2 separate regions of the Homo sapiens genome follow, and region 1 is linked to region 2. Evidence: read pairs that join two places in POLR2A ChIA-PET (ENCODE). Cell type or tissue: PC-3. All regions are shown on one strand.

Evidence for each region. Peaks named below come from ENCODE experiments on the same cell type or tissue, not always from the same donor. Only the 100,000 strongest peaks of a DNase experiment are listed, where the experiment ranks them.
Region 1: POLR2A ChIA-PET joins it to region 2 with 6 read pairs; 2 of 35 experiments call an interaction of 5 or more read pairs at or near these places.

Annotation. Positions count from the first base shown.
Region 1 is chr12:46,613,793-46,621,792 of GRCh38, reverse strand. All of the region lies in intron 3 of SLC38A4-AS1 (SLC38A4 antisense RNA 1), which reads right to left. Among named protein-coding and RNA genes, the nearest start is that of SLC38A4, 210 kb to the left of the region's middle. RefSeq lists an enhancer at 3,381-3,881. In PC-3, no CTCF peak of the experiment used is centred here; no DNase peak of the experiment used is centred here.
Region 2 is chr12:46,994,436-47,002,435 of GRCh38, reverse strand. No RefSeq gene overlaps it. Among named protein-coding and RNA genes, the nearest start is that of PCED1B, 81 kb to the left of the region's middle. In PC-3, no CTCF peak of the experiment used is centred here; a DNase peak (open chromatin) is centred at 3,285; H3K27ac peaks cover 1,513 bases.

The DNA.
Region 1 (8,000 bases), 380 kb after region 2:
ATCCTAAGACTTTGCTGCAGTTGCTTATCAGCTTAAGGAGATTTGGGGCTGAAACAATGGGGTTTTCTAGATATACAATCATGTCACCTGCAAACAGGGACAATTTGACTTCCTCTTTTCCTAATTGAATACAGTCTATTTCCTTCTCCTGCCTAATTGCCCTGGCCAGAACTTCCAACACTATGTTGAATAGGAGTGGTGAGAGAGGGCATCCCTGTCTTGTGCCAGTTTTCAAAGGGAATGCTTCCAGTTTTTGCCCATTCAGTATGATATTGGCTGTGGGTTTGTCATAAATAGCTCTTCTGATTTTGAGATACGTCCCATCAATACCTAATTCATTGAGAGTTTTTAGCATGAAGGGTTGTTGAATTTTGTCAAAGGCCTTTTCTGCATCTATTGAGATAATCATGTGGTTTTTGTCTTTGGTTCTGTTTATATGCTGGATTACATTTATTGATTTGTGTATATTGAACCAGCCTTGCATCCCAGGGATGAAGCCCACTTGATCATGGTGGATAAGCTGTTTGATGTGCTGCTGGATTCGGTTTGCCAGTATTTTATTGAGGATTTTTGCATCAATGTTCATTAAGGATATTGGTCTAAAATTCTCTCTTTTGGTTGTGTCTCTGCCAGGCTTTGGTATCAGGATGATTCTGGCCTCATAAAATGAGTTAGGGAGAACTCCCTCTTTTTCTATTGATTGGAATAGTTTCAGAAGGAATGGTACCAGTTCCTCCTTGTACCTCTGGTAGAATTCGGCCGTGAATCCATCTGGTCCTAGACTCTTTTTGGTTGGTAAGCTATTGATTATTGCCACAATTTCAGAGCCTGTTATTGGTCTATTCAGAGATTCAACTTCTTCCTGGTTTAGTCTTGGGAGGGTGTATGTGTTGAGGAATTTATCCATTTCTTCTAGATTTTCTAGTTTATTTGTGTAGAGGTGTTTGTAGTATTTTCTGATGGTAGTTTGTATTTCTGTGGGATCAGTGGTGATATCCCCTTTATCATGTTTTATAGCGTCCATTTGATTCTTCTCTCTTTTCTTCTTTATTAGTCTTGCTAGCGGTCTACCAACTTTGTTGATCCTTTCAAAAAAGCAGCTCCTGGATTCATTAATTTTTTGAAGGGTTTTTTGTGTCTCTATTTCCTTCAGTTCTGCTCTGATTTTAGTTATTTCTTGCCTTCCGCTAGCTTTTGAATGTGTTTGCTCTTGTTTTTCTAGTTGTTTTAATTGTGATGTTAGGGTGTCAATTTTGGATCTTTCCTGCTTTCTCCTGTGGGCTTTTAGTGCTATAAATTTCCCTCTACACACTGCTTTGAATGTGTCCCAGAGATTCTGGTATGTTGTGTCTCTGTTCTTGTTGATTTCAAAGAACATCTTTATTTCTGCCTTCATTTTGTTATGTACCCAGTAGTCATTCAGGAGCAGGTTGTGCAGTTTCCATGTAGTTGAGCAGTTTTGAATGAGTTTCTTAATCCTGAGTTCTAGTTTGATTGCACTGTGGTCTCAGAGACAGTTTGTTATAATTTCTGTTCTTTTACATTTGCTGAGGAGTGCTTTACTTCCAACTATGTGGTCAATTTTGGAATAGGTGTGGTGTGGTGCTGAAAAAATGTATATTCTGTTGATTTGGGGTGGAGAGTTCTGTAGATGTCTATTAGGTCCGCTTGGTGCAGAGCTGAGTTCAATTCCTGGGTATCCTTGTTAATTTTCTGTCTCACTGATCTGTCTAATGTTGACAGTGGGGTGTTAAAGTCTCCCATTATTATTGTGTGGGAGTCTAAGTCTCTTTGTAGGTCACTCAGGACTTGCTTTATGAATCTGGGTGCTCCTGTATTGGGTGCATATATATTTAGGATAGTTAGCTCTCCTTGTTGAATTGATCCCTTTACCATTATGTAATGGCCTTCTGTCTCTTTTGATCTTTGTTGGTTTAAAGTCTGTTTTATCAGAGACTAGGATTGCAACCCCTGCCTTTTTTTGTTTTCCATTTGCTTGGTAGATCTTCCACCATCCCTTTATTTTGAGCCTATGTGTGTCTCTGCACGTGAGATGGGTTTCCTGAATACAGCACATTGATGGGTCTTGACTCTTTATCCAATCTGCCAGTCTGTGTCTTTTAATTGGAGCATTTAGTCCATTTACATTTAAAGTTAATATTGTTATGTGTGAATTTGATCCTGTCATTAAGATGTTAGCTGGTTATTTTGCTCGTTAGTTGATGCAGTTTCTTCCTAGCCTCGATGGTCTTTACAATTTGGCATGATTTTGCGGTGGCTGGTACCGGTTGTTCCTTTCCATGTTTAGTGCTTCCTTCAGGAGCTCTTTTAGGGCAGGCCTGGTGGTGACAAAATCTCTCAGCATTTGCTTGTCTGTAAAGTATTTTATTTCTCCTTCACTTATGAAGCTTAGTTTGGCTGGATATGAAATTCTGGGTTGAAAATTCTTTTCTTTAAGAATGTTGAATATTGGCCCTCACTCTCTTCTGGCTTGTAGAGTTTCTGCCAAGAGATCCGCTGTTAGTCTGATGGGCTTCCCTTTGAGGGTAACCCGACCTTTCTCTCTGGCTGCCCTTAACATTTTTTCCTTCATTTCAACTTTGGTGAATCTGATAATTATGTGTCTTGGAGTTGCTCTTCTTGAGGAGTATCTTTGTGGTGTTCTCTGTATTTCCTGAATCTGAACGTTGGCCTGCCTTGCTAGATTGCGGAAGTTCTCCTGGATAATATCCTGCAAAGTGTTTTCCAACTTGGTTCCATTCTCTCCGTCACTTTCAGGTACACCAATCAGACGTAGATTTGGTCTTTTCACATAGTCCCATTTTTCTTGGAGGCTTTGTTTGTTTCTTTTTATTCTTTTTTCTCTAAACTTCCCTTCTCGCTTCATTTCATTCATTTCATCTTCCGTCACTGATACTCTTTCTTCCAGTTGATTGCATTGGCTCCTGAGGCTTCTGCATTCTTCATGTAGTTCTCGAGCCTTGGCTTTCAGCTCCATCAGCTCCTTTAAGCACTTCTCTGTATTGGTTATTCTAGTTATACATTCATCTAAATTTTTTTCAAAGTTTTCAACTTCTTTGCCTTTGGTTTGAATTTCCTCCTGAAGCTCGGAGTAGTTTGATCATCTGAAGCCTTCTTCTCTCAATTCGTCAAAGTCATTCTCCGTCCAGCTTTGTTCCATTGCTGGTGAGGAGCTGGGTTCCTTTGGAGGAGGAGAGGCACTCTGCTTTTTAGAGTTTCCAGTTTTTCTGCTCTGTTTTTTCCCCATCTTTGTGGTTTTATCTACTTTTGGTCTTTGATGATGGTGATGTACAGATGGGTTTTTGGTGTGGATGTCCTTTCTGTTTGTTAGTTTTCCTTCTAACAGACAGGACCCTCAGCTGCAAGTCTGTTGGAGTTTGGTAGAGGTCCATTCCAGACCCTGTTTGCCTGGCTACCAGCAGCAGTGGCTGCAGAACAGCGGATTTTCGTGAACCGCGAATGCTGCTGTCTGATCATTCCTCTGGAAGTTTTGTCTCAGAGGAGTACACGGCCTTGTGAGGTGTCAGTCTGCCCCTACTGGGGGGTGCCTCCCAGTTAGGGTGCTCGGGGGTCAGGGGTCAGGGACCCACTTGAGGAGGCAGTCTGCCCATTCTCAGATCTCCAGCTGCGTGCTGGGAGAACCACTGCTCTCTTCAAAGCTGTCAGGAAGGGACATTTAAGTCTGCAGAGATTACTGCTGTCTTTTTGTTTGTCTGTGCCCTGCCCCCAGAGGTGGAGCCTACAGAGGCAGGCAGGTCTCCTTGAGCTGTGGTGGGCTCCCCCCAGTTCGAGCTTCCCGCCTGCTTTGTTTACCTAAGCAAGCCCGGGCAATGGCGGGCGCCCCTCCCCCAGCCTCGCTGCCACCTTTCAGTTTGATCTCAGACTGCTGTGCTAGCAATCAGCGAGGCTCCATGGGTGTAGGACCCTCTGAGCCAGGTGCGGGATATAATCTCCTGGTGCACCGTTTAAGCCCATTGGAAAAGTGCAGTATTGGGGTGGGAGTGACCCGATTTTCCAGGTGCCGTCTGTCACCCCTTTCTTTGACTAGGAAAGGGAACTCCCTGACCCCTTGTGCTTCCCAAGTGAGGCAATGCCTCACCCTGCTTCGGCTCGTGCATGGTGCGCTGCACCCACTGTCCTGTGCCCACTGTCTGGCACTCCCTAGTGAGATGAACCCGGTACCTCAGATGGAAATGCAGAAATCACCCATCTTCTGCATCACTCACGCTGGGAGCTGTAGACCGGAGCTGTTCTTATTTGGCCATCTTGGCTCCACTCATGACAGCTCATTTCTATGTAAGTATATTATCCTTATTTTACCTCTGATGAAACTGAAACTTAGTAACTGGCCCAGGGTCACACTGCTAGAAATAGCTGAGCTGGAATTGAATGCATGTCTGTTGAATTACAAGGCCTGGGCTCTTGTCCACGTAGGGACAGAAGACAGAATTATGCAACAACGGGAGGAACCTCAGAGATGTCCTAATGCATCATGACAAACCCTCTGTCCCTCTCCTGCCTGATTACAACTCTGCCAAATACACACATTTCACAGACAAAAACACTGCTAATCAGGTCATTCAAATGCCTCACCAACTCACAGGTTACACAAATGGTGAATGTACTCATACAAAGTGACATTCAACAGTTTTAAAGATGAAAAATTATTGACTTTTAGTTTCTCCTCCACTCCCCTGCTTAAAGTCAACTTTATTGGGATTATAATTTGTATTCGGAAAACTCCATTTATTTAAGGTACACAAATTAAGAAGTTTTGAGAGATGTGTACACTCTTGAAACCACTCCAATGGTCAAAAAACAGAAGATTTCTACCATCCCCAAAAGATACCCTCTGTTCCCTTGTACTCTATTATTCCCTCTACCCACACCCCAAGGCAAAAACTGATCTGCATTGGTTGCTATTGATTAGCTTGTGTGTTCTACAATTTTATATAACTAAATTCATATTCAGATAGATTCCTTTGTGTCTGAATTCCTTCCCTTAGCATGATGATTTTGAGATTCCTTCATGATGTTTTGTGTGTTAGTAGCTCATTCCTTTGTATTGCTGGGTAGTACCCCCTTATATGGCTGCACCACGTTTTGTCTCTCCATTACCTGTTGAAAGACATTTGGGTTATTTCCAGTTCTTATAGCTACAGCAAATAAAATTACTGTGAATATATGTATACAAACTTTTATGCTGTCATATGTTTTCATTTTTCTTGGGTAAATACCTCAGAGTGGGATGGTTAGGGTGTATGTAAAGCGTATGTTCAACTTTTAAAAAATTGACATCTTCCAAAGTGGTTACACTCTTTTACATTCCCACCAGCAATGCTGCATTCCAATGCCTCGACATGCTTGCCAGCATTTAGTCAAAGTTTTCAGTCTTTTTAATTTTAACCATTCTGGTAGACATATAGTGGTTTTCATTTACATTTCTCTGATGACCAATGATGTTGAGCATCTTTTCTTGTGTTTATTAAACGTAAGAATATCTTCATTTGAAAGTGTCTATTCCACGATTTTACCATTTTCATAGAATTTCTTATTATAGAGTTGTAGTGTTCTCTGTCTATTCTGTATACAAACTTTTTTGTAAGCTATATACTCTGGTGGTTTTATAGTTATGTGTACAAATTCTTGGATACTCATCCACTCAAGAGGTAGAGCTTAATTCAGCTTCCCTTTTATATGGGCTGGATTTAAGGACTCACTTCTAACAAATAGAACATCACAGAGTTATGGGATGTTGCTCCAGAGAGTAGATGATAAAATGACCGCAGCTGCCATCTTTAGTGCACTCACTCACTTCTCTCTCTTCAGCTACTCACTCAAGGAGAAGGGAGCTGCCATGTCCTGAGGACAGACAAGAGGCCTTATGGGAGGCTCATGTGTCCAGAAACTGAGGTAATCTTCTGGATCTTCTACCAGTAGCCACATAAGAGGGCCTGAAAGCGGATCTTCCCCAAATTCAGTCTTTAGATGACTTTATCCCAGCCAACAGCTTAATTGCCATTTCCCAGATTTTGGCCCACAGAAACTGTGAGATAATAATTGTTTGTTGTTTCAAGTTTCTAAGTTTTGTGGGTAATTTTTTATAGAGCAATAGATAACTAACACGTAACATTGCAACAATTTTCTCCAATTCCATGGCTTGCCTTTTTATTTTTCTAAAGGTGTCTTTTGAAGAGCAAAAGATTTTAATTTTGACAAAGTCCATTTTATCATTGTTTCTTTAATGGTTCATTATTTGGGCATTTAAGAACTCTTTGCCTTCTTCAAGAACATAGAAATTTTCTCCTATGTTTTCCTCTAGAATTTTTATCATTTTGGTTCTTAAATTTACATTTACCATCCATTTTTGCTGGTACATAGGAAATCCTTTTGCAGGACCTTTCCTTAGTTCAGCTAAAGATGAGCTTCTTTGTCCCATGGCCATGAAAATTCAGGCTCACAGACAATTTGAATGATGAGTAGGACAGGGTTTTATTAGGTGAAAAGGAAGAAAAGGGGCAAACAGGGACTCTCGCAAGGCCAGAGTCCCTGCTAGAGTACTTGCCACACGCAGCTTGAGTCCCAGGTTCCACACAGGAAGAGGAGGGGCCGGGCTCTTCCCCACTGCAAATGGCACAAACTTCCCAAGGTTCCACCCCCATGTGCATTCCTCCCAGTGGGCAGACTTGTTGGAGATTATCCAACAAGACCCCCTCTCACCTGGCACACTCATTATCTCTTGAATGAATGACAACATTCATTTTGTATCTGAGGTAAGAATCAAGATTCATTGTTTCCTTACAAACATCCAGTTGCTCCACCATCACTTGTTGAAAACTTTCTTTTCCCCATCAAATTTCCATCTTTGTAAAAAATCAACTGATCATAAATATAAGAGTCTATTTCTGGGTTTTTCTGTTCCATGCATCTATATATCTACCCTTCCACTACTACCATACAGTCTTGATTATTTAACACTATATAAAGTCTTGAAATTGGGTAACATAAGACCACCAACTTTGTTCTTCTTTTTAAATTTATTCAGTAATTTGCATTTTCATATATATTTTATAATTAGCTTCTGAATTTCTAAAAACTAGCATGCTGACAGTTTGATTTGGAATATATTGAATCTATAGATGAATTTAGGAAGAATTGAACTCTTAAGAAAATTCAATGTTTACTGTGTATTTTTTAAAAAATTATTGATTCAAGGGCACATTACTAGTATTGGAAGATCATACTTTAAGGGAAATTCTGTTGTGCAATTATGTACCTTTTTCTGAAGTTACTTTTGCATACGCCTCAGTTTCCTAGTCTATAAAGTGGGAAAATGGGATACTTACCTCTGAGGATCACAACTGAAATATTAGAGAGGGTATAAATATGGGATAGAGTCAAGTAAAAGAATGAAAGGGCCAGGCGTGGTGGCTCACGCCTGTAATTCCAGCACGTTGGGAGGCCAAGGTGGGTGGATCACGAGGTCAGGAGATTGAGACCATCCTGGCTAACACGGTGAAACCCCGTCTCTACTAAAAATACAAAAAATTAGCCAGGCATGGTTGCAGGCACCTGTAGTCCCAGCTACTCGGGAGGCTGAGGCAGGAGAATGGCGTGAACCCAGGAGGTGGATCTTGCAGTGAGCTGAGATCTAGCCACTGAGCCACTGCACTCCGGCCTGGGTGACGACAGAGCAAGACTCCATCTCAAAAAAAAAAAAAAAAGAATTAAAGACATGTAGTCTTATTCAGCTCTAAGAACTTTGGGGGATAAATATTTTTTAGAATAATTTTGAAAAAGAATTATTTAAGAATGCATCTTAACTAGTAAATTTATTTTGTTTTCGGTTCATTTTCTGGTGACCTACAAAAACAAGCAGCCAATATTTTATCCAAACCTGATAAGGAGCTGGCTTTGTTTCATTCATTTGTTCAACATTCATTTACTATGTACCAGCATGGATAAAGCACTGGGTACAG
Region 2 (8,000 bases):
GGGCTCAAGTGATCTGCCTGTCTTGGCCTCCCAAAATGCCGTGATTACAGGTGTGAGCCACTGCACCTGGCGTGAAAAAATATATATTTTCAAAAACAAAAATAATACAGTGAGGAGAATGACATTGTTTTACATTTTTGCAAATCTCTTGAATATTTGGTTTAATAAAAGACAGCTGGATTTTCATATTTTCTTCTGCATTCAATCTGTTGCAATACATTGTTTTGATTGAACTATATGAAGAAAATTCAACCTGGTAGAAAAAAGTATTTGGGAAAAGGAGGACCTTATGGAACCCCTGAGGATATCAGGGATCCCTCTGGTTCCCCAGACGACACGTTGAAACAGCTAACCTACAAAGTTCAACATGATCTGGCCCCTACCTGTCTCTTGGACTTTATCTGTAACCATCTCTACTTTCTCACTCTCTGTTCTAGCTCTGTTCTAACCTCCTGCCAGTCCTTGGACTCTTCAAGCAGGTTCCCACCCCAAAGCCTTTGGTCCCTGTGCCTGGAAACTCTCTAGTCTTGTTCTTGGATCCTTCCTTCACCTCATACAGGTGGCAGGTTAGATTTTATTTCACAGAGAAATTTGTTGGATTACTTTTTGAAAATAACACCTATATCCTCTCTTATTCTATTTTTCTCTGTCACTTTACCCTGCTTTATTTTCATAAAACTTACAAACTGGATTTGATTATTACATTGTATGTCTTCTGTACTAGAATTTAAACTCTATGAGGTCAAGACCTTTTTTTTCCTTGTATGCCATTGCATTTCCACACCTGAGAAGTAATTTTCACAAGAAATATTTCTTGAATGTATTAATTAATAAATAAGAAAATCACCAATCAGCATTGAGTCTCAAACCAGATGACTTTTCTCGCATCTTTAGATAATGATTTTAAAAACTGGGCTTTGTTGAGAGAAAGAGAAATTTCTATGTGATAGAGCTCCTCCTTTGACATATCAGAATGGATCATAGAGCTTTAATCTTGAGAAGTTTGAAAGTGTGCTTTTTTCCTGGTCTCGGAGATTGTGGGAAGAGGAAGGGGGATGTAGGTAGGGAAGATGTGTGGCTAAATAGCTGGGTTATGAGTTCTCCCTGCCACTGACTTTCCACAACATGAGAATATGTTAGGTATTTTCAGGGATATGGTGAGAGCAGACTTTGTTCCAGGTAACATCTGCGACCCCTAACAGTGAATGCTTCTCAAGCTGCATCAGAGTAATGGTGTCTATAAGCACAGTTAGTGAGAGAAAAGATTCCTAACTCTGATCTGTCTTGGTTCCTGTGAGACATGGAATATGGAATTGGGACATGGAAGTTGGTTGAAAGCATAACTCAGAAGTAGACCAGGGTGGGCTATGGCAGTACAATGAAGTGACAGCAAGTCCAGACTGCAGGGTGGACTGCCTCAGCCAGCAACCAAATAGGAATCAAAACCACAATGCAGGGGCCTGTAGCTATAATGGGGACAAAGTCACAGAGAGGACCACCATCCCAAATCAAGCCCAAAGCCAATGGTGCATCAGCTACAGGCACTGGGAGAAGCAAGCAGCCAAGGGAGGGACATCATTGTGCATACCAAAGTGGACAGAGGGCAGTTCAAGGGGCTGAGTAAATACCCAATTTCCACCATTCCCTCTTCCTGAGATCAATAAGGCCTTCTACCTGCTGTATACCTGGATGACACCTTGGAGTGTCAGCAGAGACAGGGCAGAAAATCAGAGTATTTGCCCAAAATAGCCTAAAAGGTTTTTATTGCAGAAATTAATGAAGTGTCCTTAGCTTACTGCATGGAGTAAATATAGACAGGGAAAGCCTGGAGGTCTAGTTCATGAAACTCTCTGCTATTTCATCTCCTACCTCTGGAAGGTCAACCGTTGTGTTGGAGCTCGCCATTGTCATTTTAATCTTTGGCATGAAATGACATTTGACAAAAGAAGAAACACCAGTGGGTAATAAACATACACATAGAATCACTTTTTATTATTTTTACAAAATCACTTTATTACTTTTATAATAATAAAGACAAACTAAAGAAACAATAAGGTACCTGATAAAGGGCCTTTTATATTGGCAAATATCTGTTGAATTATATTATCCAATATAGAAAATATGACAGTGAAATAGACACTCATACTCTGTTAGTGATGACACATTTCTGGAGGATAATTTGTCAATATTCATCTACTTCTAGCGATTAATCTATGAATACTGGCAGGGATAGTTAGTGACCATCAACTAACTAATCAATTTCTTATTTTATGCACTGTGTTTTTGCTGTTATACCCTAGAAATCTTTGTATAGCCCAAATCACAAAAATTTTCTCCAGTTTTTAAAAAGTTATATACTTTTAGGTTTTACAGTTTATCATCCATTTTGAAGTAATTTTTGTATATGGTGCAAGGAATAATTAAAAGTTCATTTGAAGACTTTTTTTGCATGTGGTTAGTCAGTTGTGCCAGCACTCCTTGCTGAATAGATTATCATTTCTCCACTGGATTGCCTTTGCAACTTTGTCAAAAATCAATTGATTACATGTGTGGGTCTATTTCTGGACTTTTTATTCTGTTTCATTGATTTTTTAAATCTATTTTGATGCTAATACCACATTGCCTTGATTACTATAGACTTATAATAAATCTGGAAATCAAATAGTTAAAGTTTTTGACTTTGCTATTCTTTTTCAAAGTTGTTTTGGCTATTCAAAGTCCTTTGTATTTTCATATGAATTTTAGAATTAGCTTGTTGATTTCTACAAAACAAGCTCGCTAAGACTTTGCTTGGCATTGCATTAATTTTATAGTTCAATTTGGGAAGAACTGAAACCTTAACAATATTCAATCTTCCTATTCATGAACAGGGAATATCTCTCCATTTATTTACATCTTTATTTTTTGATCAGTACTATTTTATAGTTTTCAGAGTACAGATCTTTTACTTGTCATAGTTATCTCTAAATATTCTCTTCATGCTAAGGGGAACAGCATTATTTTTTAAGAATTTCACTTTAATAGTGTTCATCACTAGTGTATAGAAATGCAATTGACTTTGGTACATTGGTCTTGTATCTTGCAACCTTGCTAAACTCACATAGTAGCTATACCGTAGTCCCCCCTTATTCTTCACTTTGTATGGTTTCAGTTACCTAAGGTCAACTGTGGTTCAAAAATGGAAAATTACAGAAATAAAGAGTTTATGAATTTTGAAGTGTGCGCTGTTCTGAGTAGTGTGATAAAATCTCTTGCCATCCCACTCCATTCTGCTCAGAAGTTGAATCATTCCTTTGTCCAAATGTATTCGCTCCTTACTTATTAGTCACTTAGTAACCATCTCATTTACAAGATCAACTGTTGTGGTATTTCAGTAGTATCACAGTTCAAGTAACCCTTATTTTACTTAATTGTTCTATTTTAACATTAGCTGTTGTTAATCTCTTACTGTGACTAATTTATAAATTAAATTTTATCTTAGGTATGTTTACACTGGAAAAAGGTAGCGTACATGTAGTATATATAGTTCGGTACCATCTGAGGTTTCAGACATCCACTGGAGGTCTTAAAATTTACCCCCCTGAAGATTTAAAAAAAAAAAAAAAAAGAAAAGAAAAACAACTGTCATGGCATTTTTGTTTATTCTATAAAATTTTCTCCAAGGACAGTCATGTCTGTAAAAATAATTTAAATTATTTCTTCATAAACTGAGCTAAATAATACCTCAAGCTACATAAGCTAAATACTACCTCAGCTGCCTCCAACAAATTTTGTATGCTGTCCTTTCATTCTCATTCAGTTCAAAATACCTTCTAATTTTCTTTTTGATTTCTTGTTTATAACATGGGGTATTTAGAAGTGTGTTATTTAACTTTCAGATATTTGAAGATTTTCCAGATATGTTTCTGTTGCTTATTTTAGAAATTTAATTCTGTTGTAAACAGAGAACACACATCATACAATTTGAGTAATTTAAAATCTATTGAGACTTGTTATATGGCCCAGAATATATCTTGGTAAATGTTCTGTATGCACTTGAAAAAAACGTCTATTCTGTTGATGATAGGTGCAGTATTATACAAATGTCAATTAGATAAAATTGGTTTGTAGTGTTGTTCGAATCTTTAGCTGTAATTGTGGATTTCTCTATCCTTGATTTTTTTTCAAGTATTTTGGAACTCTATTATTAGTGTGTAATTATTTAGGATTGTATTCTCTTAAACTAACCACTTAACTAATATGAAATGACCCTCTTTATCTCAGGTAATAATCTGTGCTCTGAAATCTACTTTGATATTAATATAGCCTCTCCAGCTATCTTTTGACTATGTTAACATGGTGTATCTTTTCCCATCTTTTTACTGTTAAGCTATTTGTGTCTCTATATTTAAAGCGTGTTTCTTTTAGGCAGCATATACTTGCATTTTTCTGTTTTAATCCAATCTGACAATCTCTGCCTTTCATTTTTAATTATTATTATTATTATGATACTTTAAGTTTTAGGGTACATGTGCACAATGTGCAGGTTTGTTACATATGTATACATGTGCCATGTTGGTGTGCTACACCCATTAACTCGTCATTTAGCATTAGGTATATCTCCTAATGCCATCCCTCCCCCCTCCCCCCACCCCACAACTTTCCCTGGAGTGTGATGTTCCCCTTCCTGTGTCCATGTGTCCTCATTGTTCAATTCCCACCTATGAGTGAGAACATGCGGTGTTTGGTTTTTTGTCCTTGCAATAGTTTGCTGAGAATGATGATTTTAAATTTCATGCATGTCCCTACAAAGGACATGAACTCATCATTTTTTATGGCTGCATAGTATTCCATGGTGTATATGTGCCACATTTTCTTAATCCAGTCTATCGTTGTTGGACATTTGGGTTGGTTCCAAGTCTTTGCTATTGTGAATAGTGCCTCAATAAACATAAGTGTGCATGTGTCTTTATAGCAGCATGATTTATAGTCCTTTGAGTATATATGCAGTAATGGGATGGCTGGGTCAAATGGTATTTCTAGTTCTAGATCCCTGAGGAATCGCCACACTGACTTCCACAATGGTTGAACTATATTACAGTCCCACCAACAGTGTAAAAGTGTTCCTATTTCTCCACATCCTCTCCAGCACCTGTTGTTTCCTGACTTTTTAATGATTGCCATTCTAACTGGTGTGAGATGGTATCTCACTGTGGTTTTGATTTGCATTTCTCTGATGGCCAGTAATGACGAGCATTTTTTCATGTGTTTTTTGGCTGCATAAATGTCTTCTTTTGAGAAGTGTCTGTTCATATCCTTTGCCCACTTTTTGACAGGGTTGTTTGTTTTTTTCTTGTAAATTTGTTTGAGTTCATTGTAGCTTCTGGATATTAGCCCTTTGTCAGATTAGTAAGTTGTGAAAATTTTCTCCCATTCTGTAGGTTGCCTGTTCACTCTGATGGTAGTTTCTTTTGCTGTGCAGAAGCTCTTTAGTTGAATTAGATCCCATTTGTCAATTTTGGCTTTTGTTGCCATTGCTTTTGGTGTTTTAGACATGAAGTCCTTGCCCATGCCTGTGTCCTGAATGGTATTGCCTAGGTTTTCTTCTAGGGTTTTTATGGTTTTAGGTCTAACATTTCAGTCTTTAATCCATCTTGAATTAATTTTTGTATAAGGTATAAGGAAGGGATCCAGTTTCAGCTTTCTACATATGGCTAGCCAGTTTTCCCAGCACCATTTATTAAATAGGGAATCCTTTCCCCGTTGCTTGTTTTTCTCAGGTTTGTCAAAGATCAGGTAGTTGTAGATATGCGGCATTATTTCTGTGGGCTCTGTTCTGTTCCATTGATCTATATCTCTGTTTTGGTACCAGTACCATGCTGTTTTGGTTACTGTAGCCTTGTAGTATAGTTTGAAGTCAGGTAGCATGATACCTCTGGCTTTTTTCTTTTGGCTTAGGATTGACCTGGTGATGTGGGCTCTTTTTTGGTTCCATATGAACTTTAAAGTAGTTTTTTCCAATTCTGTGAAGAAAGTCATTGGTAGCTTGATGGGAGTGTCATTGAATCTATAAATTACCTTGGACAGTATGACCATTTTCACGATATTGATTCTTCCAACCCATGAGCATGGGATGTTTTTCCATTTGTTTGTATCCTCTTTTATTTCCTTGAGCAGTGGTTTGTAGTTCTCCTTGAAGAGGTCCTTCACATCCCTTGTAAGTTGGATTCCTAGGTATTTTATTCTCTTTGAAGCAATTGTGAATGGGAGTTCACTCATGATTTGGCTCTCTGTTTGTCTGTTATTGGTGTATAAGAATGCTTGTGATTTTTGTACATTGATTTTGTATCCTGAGAATTTGCTGAAGTTGCTTATCAGCTTGAGGAGATTTTGGCCTGAGACGATGGGGTTTTCTAGATATACAATCATGTCATCTGCAAACAGGGACAATTTGACTCCCTCTTTTCCTAATTGAATACCCTTTATTTCCTTCTCCTGCCTGATTGCCCTGGCCAGAACTTCCAACACTATGTTGAATAGGAGTGGTGAGAGAGGGCATCCTTGTCTTGTGCCAGTTTTCAAAGGGAATGCTTCCAGTTTTTGCCCATTCAGTATGATATTGGCTGTGGGTTTGTCATAAATAGCTCTTATTATTTTGAGATATGTCCCATCAATACCTAATTTATTGAGAGTTTTTAGCATGAAGAGTTGTTGAATTTTGTCAAAGGCCTTTTCTGCATCTATTGAGATAATCATGTGGTTTTTGTCTTTGGTTCTGTTATATGCTGGATTACATTTATTGATTTGCGTATGTTGAACCAGCCTTGCATCCCAGGGATGAAGCCCACTTGATCATGGTGAATAAGCTTTTTGATGTGCTGCTGGATTTGGTTTGCCAGTATTTTATTGAGGATTTTTGCATCAAGGTTCATCAAGGATATTGGTCTAAAATTCTGTTTTTTTGTTGTGTCTCTGCCAGGCTTTGCTATGAGGATGATGCTGGCCTCATAGAATGAGTTAGGGAGGATTCCCTCTTTTTCTATTGATTGGAATAGTTTCAGAAGGAATGGTACCAGCTCCTCCTTGTACCTCTGGTAGAATTCGGCTGTGAATCCGTCTGGTCCTGGACTCTTTTTGGTTGGTAAACTATTGATTATTGCTTCAATTTCAGAGCCTGTTATTGGTCTATTCAGAGATTCAACTTCTTCCTGGTTTAGTCTTGGGAGGGTGTATGTGTCGAGGAATTTATCCATTTCTTCTAGATTTTCTAGTTTATTTGCATAGAGGTGTTTGTAGTATTCTCTGACGGTAGTTTGTATTTCTGTGGGATTGGTGTGATATCTGCTTTATCATTTTTTATTGCGTCTATTTGATTCTTTTCTCTTTTCTTCTTTATTAGTCTTGCTAGCGGTCTATCAATTTTGTTGATCTTTTCAAGAAACCAGCTCCTGGATTCATTAATTTTTTGAACGGTTTTTTGTGTCTCTATTTCCTTCAGTTCTGCTCTGATTTTAGTTATTTCTTGCCTTCTGCTAGCTTTTGAATGTGTTTGCTCTTGCTTTTCTAGTTCTTTTAATTGTGATGTTAGGGTGTCAATTTTGGATCTTTCCTGCTGTCTCTTGTGGGCATTTAGTGCTATAAATTTCCCTCTACACACTGCTTTGAACGTGTCCCAGATATTCTGGTATGTTGTGTCTTTGTTCTCGTTGGTTTCAAAGAACATCTTTATTTCTGCCTTCATTTCATTATGTACCCAGTAGTCATTCAGGAGCAGGTTGTTCAGTTTCCATGTAGTTGCGTGGTTTTGAGTGAGTTTCTTAATCCTGAGTTCTAGTTTGATTGCACTGTGGTCTGAGAGACAGTTTGTTATAATTTCTGTTCTTTTACATTTGCTGAGGAGTGCTTTAATTCCAACTATGTGGTCAATTTTGGAATAGGTGTGGTGTGGTGCTGAAAAAAATGTATATTCTATTGATTTGGGATGGAGAGTTCTGTAGATGTCTATTAGGTCTGCTTGGTGC